Linked DNA regions of Mus musculus: region 2 is linked to region 1. The links are chromatin contacts, found by POLR2A ChIA-PET in ENCODE. All regions are on one chromosome and are shown on one strand. The core of a region is the stretch at or near the end of the contact, and the rest is flanking DNA. Distances in the headings are between cores, read along the strand shown.

Region 1 (5,707 bases), core at 2,213-4,712:
GACTAGATGTGCAGAGGATTCCCTTTGAGTTCCAGAAGGTCTCCAGTTTCCTAAGAGCCATGGGCAAACATGAGGGGCTTTGGCAGGGACTCACCCCTCCATCACGCAAGGCAAATTCTGACTCTCAGGGAGATCCCTCCAAATTCCTCCCTGGGCTGCACTGCCAGCGTCACTGAGGGGTGAGACCACAGCACACTGTGAGGGAAAGGGGAAATTCACACAAATGAAAAAAGAGAGGCTGAGCCTGGAAGCCCTTGGAGATGAGCTGAGGAAAGGCACTTTCTCCTGCCCTGCCAGGTCACACCTATGCCTGGATTATAATAGTGACTTCCAGCCTAGATGTCCCTCAGCTAAAGAATGGAAAACAAAAATGTGGTACGCCGGGCAGTGGTGGCGCCTTTAATCCCAGCACTTGGGAGGCAGAGACAGGCAGATTCTGAGTTCGAGGCCAGCCTGGTCTACAGAGTGAGTTCCAGGACAGCCAGGGCTACACAGAGAAACCCTGTCTCAAAAAACCAAAACAACAACAACAAACAAACAAACAATAAAACATGAAGAAAGAAAGAAAGAAAGAGAGAAAGAGAGAAAGAAAGAGAGAAAGGAAGGAAGAAAGAAAGAAAGAAAGAAAGAAAGAAAGAAAGAAAGAAAGAAAGAAAGAAAGAAAGAAAGAAAACCAATGACATCATGAAATGTCCTGGCAAATGGACAGAAGTAGAGAAAAATCATCCTGAGTGATGAAACCCAGAGTCAGAAAGACAAACAGAGTATGTACTCAGTTGTAAGTGGATATTAGTTGTAAAGAGCAACCATGTTACAATCCACAGACCCAGACAAACTAAGGAACAAGGAGGGGTGGGGGAGGGGACACATGAATCTCCCTATGATAAGGAAATAGAATAGACTTGGGGGTGGGTGGGTGGAGGTGGGTGTGTCTGGGTGGGAGTGTCTGGGTAAGGGGTGGATACAGGAACAGGAGGAATCAGGTCTGAGGAGCATGCTGGGAGAACTGGAACAAGTGTGTGTGTGTGTGTGTGTGTGTGTGTGTGTGTGTGTGTGTGTGTGTGCATCTCAGGAACAAGCTAGAAACCAAGTACAATGTAAACTCCCAGGAATCTATGAGGGTGACCCTAGCTAAGACTCCGCAATGGGGGATATGAGGCCTGAACTGGCCATCTCCCGTAACCAGGCAAGACTTCCAGTGGAGTGACTGGGACATAAAACCTTTGACCTACAATTTGTCCTGCCTACAAAGTGTGCTGGGGTAAAGGTAGCGCGGAAGTTGTGGGCATGGCCAACCAGTGATTGGTCCAGCGTGAGAGGGAGCTCACCAGTAACAGTGCCTGGAGGGCGAGGAACCAGACAGCCTGGAGACACAGAATAGAGAAGGATTCCTACTGAAAGTCTGCTGTACTCATAGGTTAGTGCCTCTCAGAGACGCTTCATCCAGCAACCAATGGAAACTGATACAGAGACCCACAACCACAGGTGGAGCTTGGCGAGTTCGACAGAAGAGGGGAGGAAGGACTGTAGGAGCCAGAGAAGTCAAGGACACCACAAGAAAACCCATAGAATCAAATCAATCAACCTGTGTTCACTGGGGCTCACAGAGACTAAGCTGATAACATGCATCCTGTGTGGCTCTGACCTAGGTCCTCTGCATATCTGCTGTGGTTATGTAGTTCGGTATTCTTGTGGGACCCCTAACAGTGGGAGCTGGGCTGTCTCTGACTCTTGCCTGCTTTAGGGACCCTTTCCTTCTACTGGTTTGCTTGGTAGAGCAATTCAATTCAAGAGGGAGGCGCCTAGTCTTACTGCAACTTGATATGCCTTGGTGAGGTTGGTTGCTCTCCCTGGGAGGCCTGCCCCTGTCTGAAGGGAAATGGAGGAGTGGATGTGGAGTGGACAGAGGGAAGGTGGGGGAGGAACTGGGAGAAGAGGTAGGAGGGGAATCTGTGGTCAGGGTGTAAAAGCAAGAAAGAAAATAAACATATATAACATATAATATGCAATATATTATACATAATACATAATATATATAATATGTAATGTATTATACATAATACATATAATATTTTATATGTATATGTATCACTAGGGATATGGCAGAGAATCTACACAGCACTTAAACCATCTATGTTTACAATAACCTTACACTAAACCTGGGGGATGTAGCTCACTTGGTAGAGTGCCTAACATGCACAGGTCCTGTATGCAGTATCCCCAGCACCAGACAGACCAGGAGTGATGCTGTACATCTGTAATCCCAGCATTCTGGCGATGGAGGCAGGAGAAGCCAAAGTTCAAGACCACCCTTAGTTGCATAGAGAATTCAGAGCCAGCCTGGGCTACATGAGAACCTTTCTCAACCCTCCCTCCCCTCCAAAACAAAAACAAAACCCCACTCCCTCCCCAAACCTTTAATATATACTATTTTAGATACGATTTAGAAGGAGAAAATCGCCTGAGCTATTTATACAATAAGTGTCCTGAGGCTGACATCCTAGGATGTAAGCGCTGGTCCCTCAGAGAGAAGGCTTCTTGAGCTACCAATCCTACCTCACACTGTTTTGGAACAATCCTTGAATTCTGCATTTACAGTCACAGAATTGTCTCAACCTCAACCTCCAGTTTCCTGCCAGAGAGCCAGCCTCACAGACTATAAGAAGGTAAAACCAGATCTAGAGTGATTAGCCATTCTGGTTCGCTTGGGACTGAGTGGATTCCCGTGGGTAGTTCTGAATCCAGGAAGGTCCTGGACAAAACAAGACTATTGGGTCAGCTGAGCTGGCTGAGTGCTGAGTGTTAAGTATATGCTCAGCAAACATCTTTATCAGTTCCCCCTTTCCATTTCGCCCGCATGGCTACAAAAAGAAAGCAAGCATCTACTGTCTGTTTTCCACTGTGATGCTCGGAACTGTGCGGGGCGGTGCACGGGGTGAGGGGGACTGTGCAAAGCAGCCACCTCCAAGTCCTCACTAAAGAATTCAGAGTTCCTCAGGAAGGCCAAACCTCCCTCTGGGATGATCGCTTTTCCAATAGGGGAAGGTCCCTGGGGCCCTAAAAGCCAATCAAGTAGGTTGGGGTCTCATAACAAAGCCAGCGGGAGACGGTTGTGAGAGAAAAGAAAGGGGAATGACCGTAGGGCATTGGCTTTCGCTGGCCTAGCGTGGAAGCCGAGTGGGAGTTCCCATAAGGAGGCACTCGGTGCTGGGTGAGGAAACTGAGGCTCCGCAGCCAAGTGAAGGAGTTTGTTTAGGAGCGTGCAGGAATTGCTGTGTGATTGGAATTCCACAGCAGTGGTTTGGCAAGCCGCTTTCTTCACTTTTCTCGCTCTTTTAGGAGCGAGTCCCCCACTTGTCCAGACAGCAGCTAGGCTTGTCACAGGCTCCGTACTGCCCTATCCACCCTCCCAACTGCCAGCGTCCCGCCCCGTCCCCTCCCAGCCCCCAAGGAGGAGGGAAGAACCGCGGCGAGGAGGGGGGTCGGAGGCCCAGACTTATAAAGGCTGCTGGACCCGCGCTACCCGCCAGACCCCGCCGCCCGGATCCCCCGCGCTGCCTGTCGCCCCACGTGACCACACTACTAAGTGAGTTGGGGCGCGTCCCCATCGCATCCCCAGACCCTCGTGAGTTGTGTGGCTCACTAAATCCAGGTGGGGAGGAGAGCGGATGAAGGAGGGCTCCGGGATGGGGCACCAGACAGAATGCGTTATAGCGGAGTCTTAGGAGCTAGGGGAGCGGAGGGACTCAGGGGATAGCGCTCAGTCGGGCCATCCCCGCGCGCGGCCTGGGAGACCTCAAGCTACTCAGCAGGAATGCGCTTGTGGTCGTCGCCATACCAACGCACAAGTCAGCACACGCCCTCCTCTGAAGGAAAAGAGAAAGTGTTGGTGGGGGATGGGGGGCTGTTCATCCTCCTGAGATCCAAACTTGTCACGAGGCAGTTGCACGGGGGAACCGAGCCCCAAATCCTTTGGAAGCAGGGCGCAAGTCTTATCGTGCTTCGGAACCTCGGTTTTGCATCAGGCAAAGACAAGATGATTGGTTCCGAGTGCCCCAAACACTTTACGGGCAGTAACGGTCCGGGCCAGCACTCCGTTCTAGTTGCATGACCAAAGAGTGGTTTTGAGCCTCTCAGATGACACCTGCGACTCGACCCCACCCTGCCCCCAGGCTTGGTCGCCATGGTCCTGCTCTGGGCCCTCTTCCTAGCGCTCCTGGCAGGTGCCCACGCCGAGCTCCCGGGCTGCAAGATCCGCGTCACCTCCGCGGCTCTGGATCTGGGTAAGGCGCGCGGCGGGAGCCGTGGACCGGGTGGGGTGCTCTGGCCCCGGGCGCGGGACCTGAGTGTCTCCATGCTATCTCAGTGAAGCAGGAAGGCCTGCGCTTTCTGGAACAAGAGCTGGAGACCATCACCATCCCAGACGTGTACGGCGCAAAGGGCCACTTTTACTACAATATCTCGGAGTAAGTAAGGCTCGGGGGGCCGGGGTCTCAAAGGTGGTGGGATGACCTGGGACACCGCCCCAGACTGGGCGGGTCTGGGCGTGGCCAATTAAATGAGGTGGGATCCATAATAACGAGTAAGGCTACTAGGTAAAAAGACTGGAGGTAGGCGGGTCCAAGAAAGGGGAATACGAACCAGCAGAATTGTAGCTTGGACCAAAGAACACCGCGATGATACACTGGAAGAATTTACCTGTGGGTGAGAGTGGAGTCTATCCAGAGGGTGGCGCCAAAAAGAGGGAAGCCCAGGATAGGAGAGATAGAGGTGAGGCGATGTGGGGTGAGTTAAAGTGATGGAGGCAAAGTCAAAGGACCAGGTGGAAAGCTCAGTCTGGCGCACGCCTGCCAAAAACAAAACAACAACAAAACAGAAACCAAAAAGACGAAAACAGATCTAGCAATCACAATGTGGACAGAACACGGAGGTGTAAGCAAGACCATAGTTTTTACTTATTTATTTTTAAGATTTTATTTAATTTTAATGTATGTGCATTGGTGTTTTGTCTGCATGTACGTCTTTGTGAGAGTGTCGGGTCCCCTTGGAACTATAGTTACAGACAGTTGTGAGATACTTTGTGGGTGCTGGGAATTAAAGAGGAGTCTTTTTGAAGAGGAGCCAGTGCTCTGAACCGCTGAGCTGTCTCTCCAGCCCCTATTTATTTATTCTTAAAGATTTATTTGTTTTTATTTATATGAGTACACTGTAGCTGTCTTCAGACACACACCAAAAGGGGACATTGGATCTTATTACAGAAGGTTGTGAGCCACCATGTGGTTGCTGGGAATTGAACTCAGGAGCTTTGGAAGAGCAGTCAGTGCTCTTAACCACTGAGCTATCTCTCCAGCCCTATTTATTTATGCTTGAGGCATGATCTTATTACGTAGCCCTGGCTGGCCAGAATTCATTTTGTAACCAGGCTGGCCTTTAACCCAGAGACTGATCGGCTTTTGCCTCCTGAGTGCTAGGATTAAAGTTGTGTGTGTGTGTGTGTGTGTGTGTGTGTGTGTGTGTGTGTGTATGTATATCTATATATGTGTGTGTATGCGTGCGCGTATGTGTATGTATATGTATGAAACCATACCCAGCTTTTAAATTTTTTAAAACAAATTTTGTGTGTGTGTAAAATATAATATAAATATATATGTAATTCCTGCAAAAGGATCACTTGGGCTCACAAATTCAAGGTTAGTCTGAATGACAC
Region 2 (5,178 bases), core at 1,187-3,686, 54 kb before region 1:
TTTTCTCAACTGTCCACTCTAATGTCCTTTAGGTGAGAGCAGCTGTCTTCTCCACTTGCAGAATTTTTTCTGACAACATGTTCTGCTGAGAACCCTTGATTGGCAGTGAGAAAACCAGGGTTTGAACTGGCCTTAGTGGCTCATACCTACAATTCAGGCCCTTGGGAGGTAGAGGCAGGAGTATTCGGAGGTCATGGTCAGCCTTGGCTAAGCAGCAAGTTCAAGGCCAACCTAGGTCTCAATAGACCCAGGGTGTAGGTGTCTATGTGCACATACCTTTTTGTTTTATCTCCATTATTTAACACTTATTATGTGCATGCATGTCTGTGTAGAGGTATGTACAAGTGACTGCAGTTGTCCAAGAAGGGCCAGAAGAGGATGCCCCTGGAGCTGGAGTTATTGGTTAGCTGTAGCCATCAGAAGTGGCTGCTGGGAACTAAACTTGCTCCTTCTGCAGGAAGAGTCTATGTCATAGTCACTGAGCCAACTCTCATGCAGTTCCCCAAACCCAAGCCAACAGAGGCAGGAAGCAGAGGGTGAGCAAACAAAACCAGCAGCCCTGAGAACCTGAGCCACAGCTGCCTCTCTTGGCCCCGCCCCTTTCTGTTCTATGGTGAAGCTGCTAGTGTCTCTCTAGACCAGGATCTTCTGGAATCCTGTCCCCTGGTTAGGGCTGGACTTCAGCTGGGCTGGCTGAAGATGTGATGGCTATGAGCTCAGTGCGACCACCCCTGGATGTCCTGGCCTAAGTGACCTTGTCAAGAGACAGAAGGCATCCAGTAGGATACAGGAAGGATATAAAGAAGTTGTTAAAACCAACCCGCCATGAAGCTAGCCCAAATGTAGGTCTCAAGGATTGTTCTAGAGGCCTGATAATGCTGGGTGGGAAGGAGGTACAGTGAGGATGGGCCTCCTCCACAGGCCTCTTGGTCTATTTCTATCAAAGAGGAAACACGAGGAAGGGAGAACTTTCTGTGACAAGAGCGTAGGAGCCCTTGTGTCCAGGTGCTAGTGATAACTCAAAGCCACTTGTCCTTTTCACTGAATTCATTTTTCTTCTCCTCTTTTTTTTTTGTTTGTTTATTTTTTGAGACAGGGTTTCTCTGTGTAGCCCTGGCTGTCCTGGAACTCACTCAGTAGATCAGGCTGGCCTCGAACTCAGAAATCCGCCTGCCTCTGCCTCCCAAGTGCTGGGATTAAAGGAGTGTGCCATCACCGCCCCGCTTTTTTTTTTTTTTTTTTTTTTTTTAGTACACGGTTTTTGTGTCCTGAAACTAACTCTGTAGACCAGGCTGGCTTTGAACTCACAGAGATCCACCCGTTTCTGCCTTTCCATTTCTGGGTTTAAAGGTGTGTGCCACCACTCCCTGGCTCTTTCCATTTCCTTTTCTTTCTCTCTTTTTTTTTTCTTTTCTTCTTCTCTTCTCTTTTCTGTTTTGAGATATGGTCTCGCTATGTAGACCTGGCTGTTCCGGAACTATGTAGAGCAGACTGGCCTCAAACTCACAGAAATCCGCCTGCCTCTGCCTCCCAAGTGTTAGGACTCAAAGGCGTGCAGCACCAGGGCCCGGCTTTAAGCATGTATTTATTGTTATGTCTGTAAGTGCACACATGACACTAAGAGCGCGTGGAGGTGGGTGGACAGCCTGGAAGAGACGGTTCTCTCCTTTTACCATGTGGTTTCTGGGAAAAACTTACTACATAGCTCCAGCTGGTCTATGTAAGTCAAGTGAGGTTAGCCTGCCTCTCCGGAGTGCTAGATTAAAAGCATGAGCCACCACCACACTGGGCCCAAGGACTGTAGACTTCTAAAAATACCTAACACTGCCTGCGTGCGTGCATGCGCGTCTATGAGCGCGTGTGTATGCTAGGAATAGGACGCAGGGCCTCGTGTTTGCCACTGAGCTAATTCCCCAACTTCTAAACACACCTACACTGATCAGAGGACAGCTGGGTGTCTGGCCCTCCAGTCCTAGTAAGAAATACAGCTGCGAAGTGCACCGTGGCCTAAGCATTAACTCTTCTTCAAACATCCCTGACCTCTGCCATTACCCGATCCCCCAAGTCGCCTTAGTTGTGATTCCTGACCAGCCTTTCCTGTCCTCAAACCTCGGTTTTGCCATCTGTACTACGGCACAGCAAGCCCAACCCGGGAGAACCCGATCTGGCTCGAGTGGAGCTTTAAGCTACAGGTGAAAAACCAGGAAAATGACTGACGTTCCCTCCCCTCTGGACACCTCTAAACCATCCCAGGTCGCGACGGTTCTCTAAGCGACCCCTGGAGGTGTGGCTAGACGCTGGGGGCCACACCCACGAGAGCCGGGCGCCTCCGCCGCGCCTTGTCCGGCGAGTCCGGGCTGGGACCTGCGTGACGTCATGCCACTTCCCGTGTAGCCCTCCGCCACACGAAAAAGTAGTCCCCGTACCCAGCTGACCTCAGCCCTAACACCGGGCAGCATGTGACTTCTAGAGTCCTCCTGGACCCGACGACGGCTCTGAGTCCTCCGAGAGGCCTTCTGAAACCCCGCAGATCTCTCTCTCCCGGGGGGACGGCGGCGGAAGTAGTTCCGGTTCGAGGGCGGCCGATGGGTTCCTCCGCGACGGGGGTGAGAGGATGGCGACCTCGTCGATGCCGGAGTCGGAGAGCGACACAGCAGCCAGAGGCTCAGGTTAGCGGCAGCCGGAGGCGGGCTGCCCCTCCGCACACTGCCGTGCACCGGGGCCCTGCCGCGAGGCTGCCGGGTGGCGGACTCCCGGGCCGGCGGGGCTGTCCGAACAGGGCCCCGGGGTCCCAGGCCCTTTAGCCGCTCTCGCATTTGCCTGAGCGGAAACCCAGCGCCGCCACAAGATGGCGCCGGGCCTGGAGCTCAGGCAGCGCCGGGGACAGCCCCGAGACACCAGGCCCCGCGACCGTCGCTGTCAGCCCCCTCCGCAGGGGAGTCCGGGGAGGGGGAGTGAACCACTGACCCCGGGGGCCTGCGGGCTGTACCACCGGCTCCTCATCCGAGGGGACACGGGGGCCGGAGCGCCGGGCCGCTGTGTCCGCCCAGGGTCGATTCATGCCTCTGGGAGGAGCAAGGAGCCGTGATCACCCACCGGGACCACCCTTCTTCCCAAAGGGTCCTAGCCTGAGAGGCCAGGCGTCCCTATTCTTTTCTGGAAGGTTCCCTTTCCAGGAAACCCCGTCCCATCTAGTCCGATGCTCAGTCTTTGCATCTGCAGAATGGGCACACCGGTGCATCTGGGTGGGTTCTGCTTGGCCGGGCCCGAAAGGTGGACCACTTGTTGCAACCATGGTCGTATCGCCCAGCAGAGTGAAAGCCTCAAACCCCGCGCTTCGCTGTCAGTCGGTCCCCAGAACCAATGGAGGAGAACGAGGTGGAGAGCAGTAGCGACGCGGCCCCTCGGCCCGGCCAGCCTGAGGAGCCTTCTGAGAGCGGCCTGGGTGTGTGCACCTCGGAAGCTGTGTCCGCGGACAGCAGCGACGCTGCGACCGTCCCAGGATTAACGGAGGCTGACGACTCTGGCGTCGGGCAGAGCTCGGACGGTGGCAACCACTCTGTGGTATGGATCAGTGTGGATGGTGTGGGCAGGGGGACCGTCAGCAAAGCCTACTTGTAGAAAATAACTGTTTTTGAGGCAGACGCCAAGCCATGCCATGCCAAACTGCTGTGGTCGGTTTTGACAAGTCCCATGGCTAAGAGACATACTTAAACCACTTGTTTCCAGAATCTTCAGAAAGGGAAACTGAGGCAGAGCGTGCTTGCTATCGACAGAGCCAGAATTATCCATGGTCTTACCCAGAGCCCTCAGGCTCCATGAGCCCGGTTCAAATGTTGATCCATCTCAGTTATCTTAGTCTTCCCATCTGTCAAATGGAACGGGAGGGCCGGGTTCTATGGGTGCTAGGCTGTAAGGGGAAACTGAGCCATGTTTTCCTGACCCATTACTTTGTGATTTGAGCAGGTTACCCAGGTTCTAGCCCTCATCTTCTCTGTTAAGTGAAAATTAGAAACATAGTCATCTCTGGTAGCTTCATAAGTAATTTTGCGAGATGGGGATTGTATCTGGACTCCACTTGATGGAGATATGAAGTAGTGGCCCTGGGTGTGCAGTTTAGGGTTTCATTATGTCAGCAGAAGTGGGCCTACCCTGGGGGTCTAACTTATGCTATATTACAGGGTTACTGCTAGGGACAGGACAGGTGTGGTCCAGGTCCTTGCAGAGAACACAGATTGGTGTGGAAAATGTTGAGGTGCGGGGGTGGGCTGGGATTGTGCTGAGGAACTGGGTCCATAGAGGAAAGCTTCTCTTCTCAGAGAGTAGACCCAACCTGTTGTCATTCCAGTGTGGTGAGGTGACTGGTCTCTGAAGGGAAGTGTGCAGGAGCAGAAAGGTCCTGAGTAAGGTCCAGCTTGCCCTCTAGAGGGGGCAGTGCCTAAATGGCTGTGAGAAAGCTGGGTAGTGATCATGGAAGAGAGTGCAGCAGGGGGAGTGGTTGATGCAAAAGCCCAGTGACAGTTGTGCCTCCTGGCTGTGGCCTGTGGTCTAGAGAGCTGCTGCTTTCCCCCCTGGGGTAGTTCCTGACTATATCTGTGGGCCCTCACAGGAGAACCCTCCTGGGCCTCTGTAAGGCTGAAATGTGGGTGGGTGGCTTTATTTGTTGTTTCTGGGGTATCTACAGGCTGCTCTGTCCTGCCTCACGCCTGGCTCCTGAACTGCCCTCTGCTTTCTACACCTAGGAGGAGGTATCTGAGAGCATCTCAACAGACCCTTTGCCTCATGGCTGCCTCCCTGATTCATCTTCTGTGTCCCGGGGACCAGTAGCAGAGATGCCTGGTGGCCCCCCAGCTCTGGTGCATTCCAGTGTTCTCCCAGACCCCAGCATGCTGGTGTCTGACTGCACAGCCTCCTCTTCAGACCTAGGCTCTGCCATTGACAAGATCATCGAATCTACCATTGGTCCAGACCTCATCCAGAGTGAGTAGGGAGAGGGTGTGGCCCTGTCCAATCCCACAGCCATCTGTGTCAATGAATGAGTGAAGATGAACTTACCTGACTGTGGAGTGTGTAAAGGGAACTGACAACTGTCTCCTAGTGGGAAACAACACAAGTATCAAGTACAACGTCACTGTAAGTTCTTAGTATGATGCCAGGATGTCACAGTGCTCAGAAGTA

Evidence for each region. ChIA-PET counts read pairs that join two places held with the same protein, here RNA polymerase II (POLR2A).
Region 2: POLR2A ChIA-PET joins it to region 1 with 22 read pairs in embryonic stem cell. The contact joins the promoter of Zfp335 here to the promoter of Pltp in region 1. POLR2A ChIA-PET finds 5 or more read pairs at or near these places in 3 of 5 experiments (Patski and embryonic stem cell).

What each region holds. Positions count from the first base shown.
Region 1 is chr2:164,855,463-164,861,169 of GRCm38, reverse strand. It overlaps Pltp (phospholipid transfer protein), which reads left to right and starts at 3,462. Exons shown (of 16, transcript NM_011125.2): 1 at 3,462-3,586; 2 at 4,173-4,283; 3 at 4,367-4,466. The coding sequence starts at 4,184.
Region 2 is chr2:164,909,008-164,914,185 of GRCm38, reverse strand. It overlaps Zfp335 (zinc finger protein 335), which reads left to right and starts at 2,436. Exons shown (of 28, transcript NM_199027.2): 1 at 2,436-2,669; 2 at 3,314-3,564; 3 at 4,743-4,980. The coding sequence starts at 3,364. It overlaps Zfp335os (zinc finger protein 335, opposite strand), which reads right to left and starts at 2,753. Exons shown (of 2, transcript NR_166490.1): 1 at 2,436-2,753.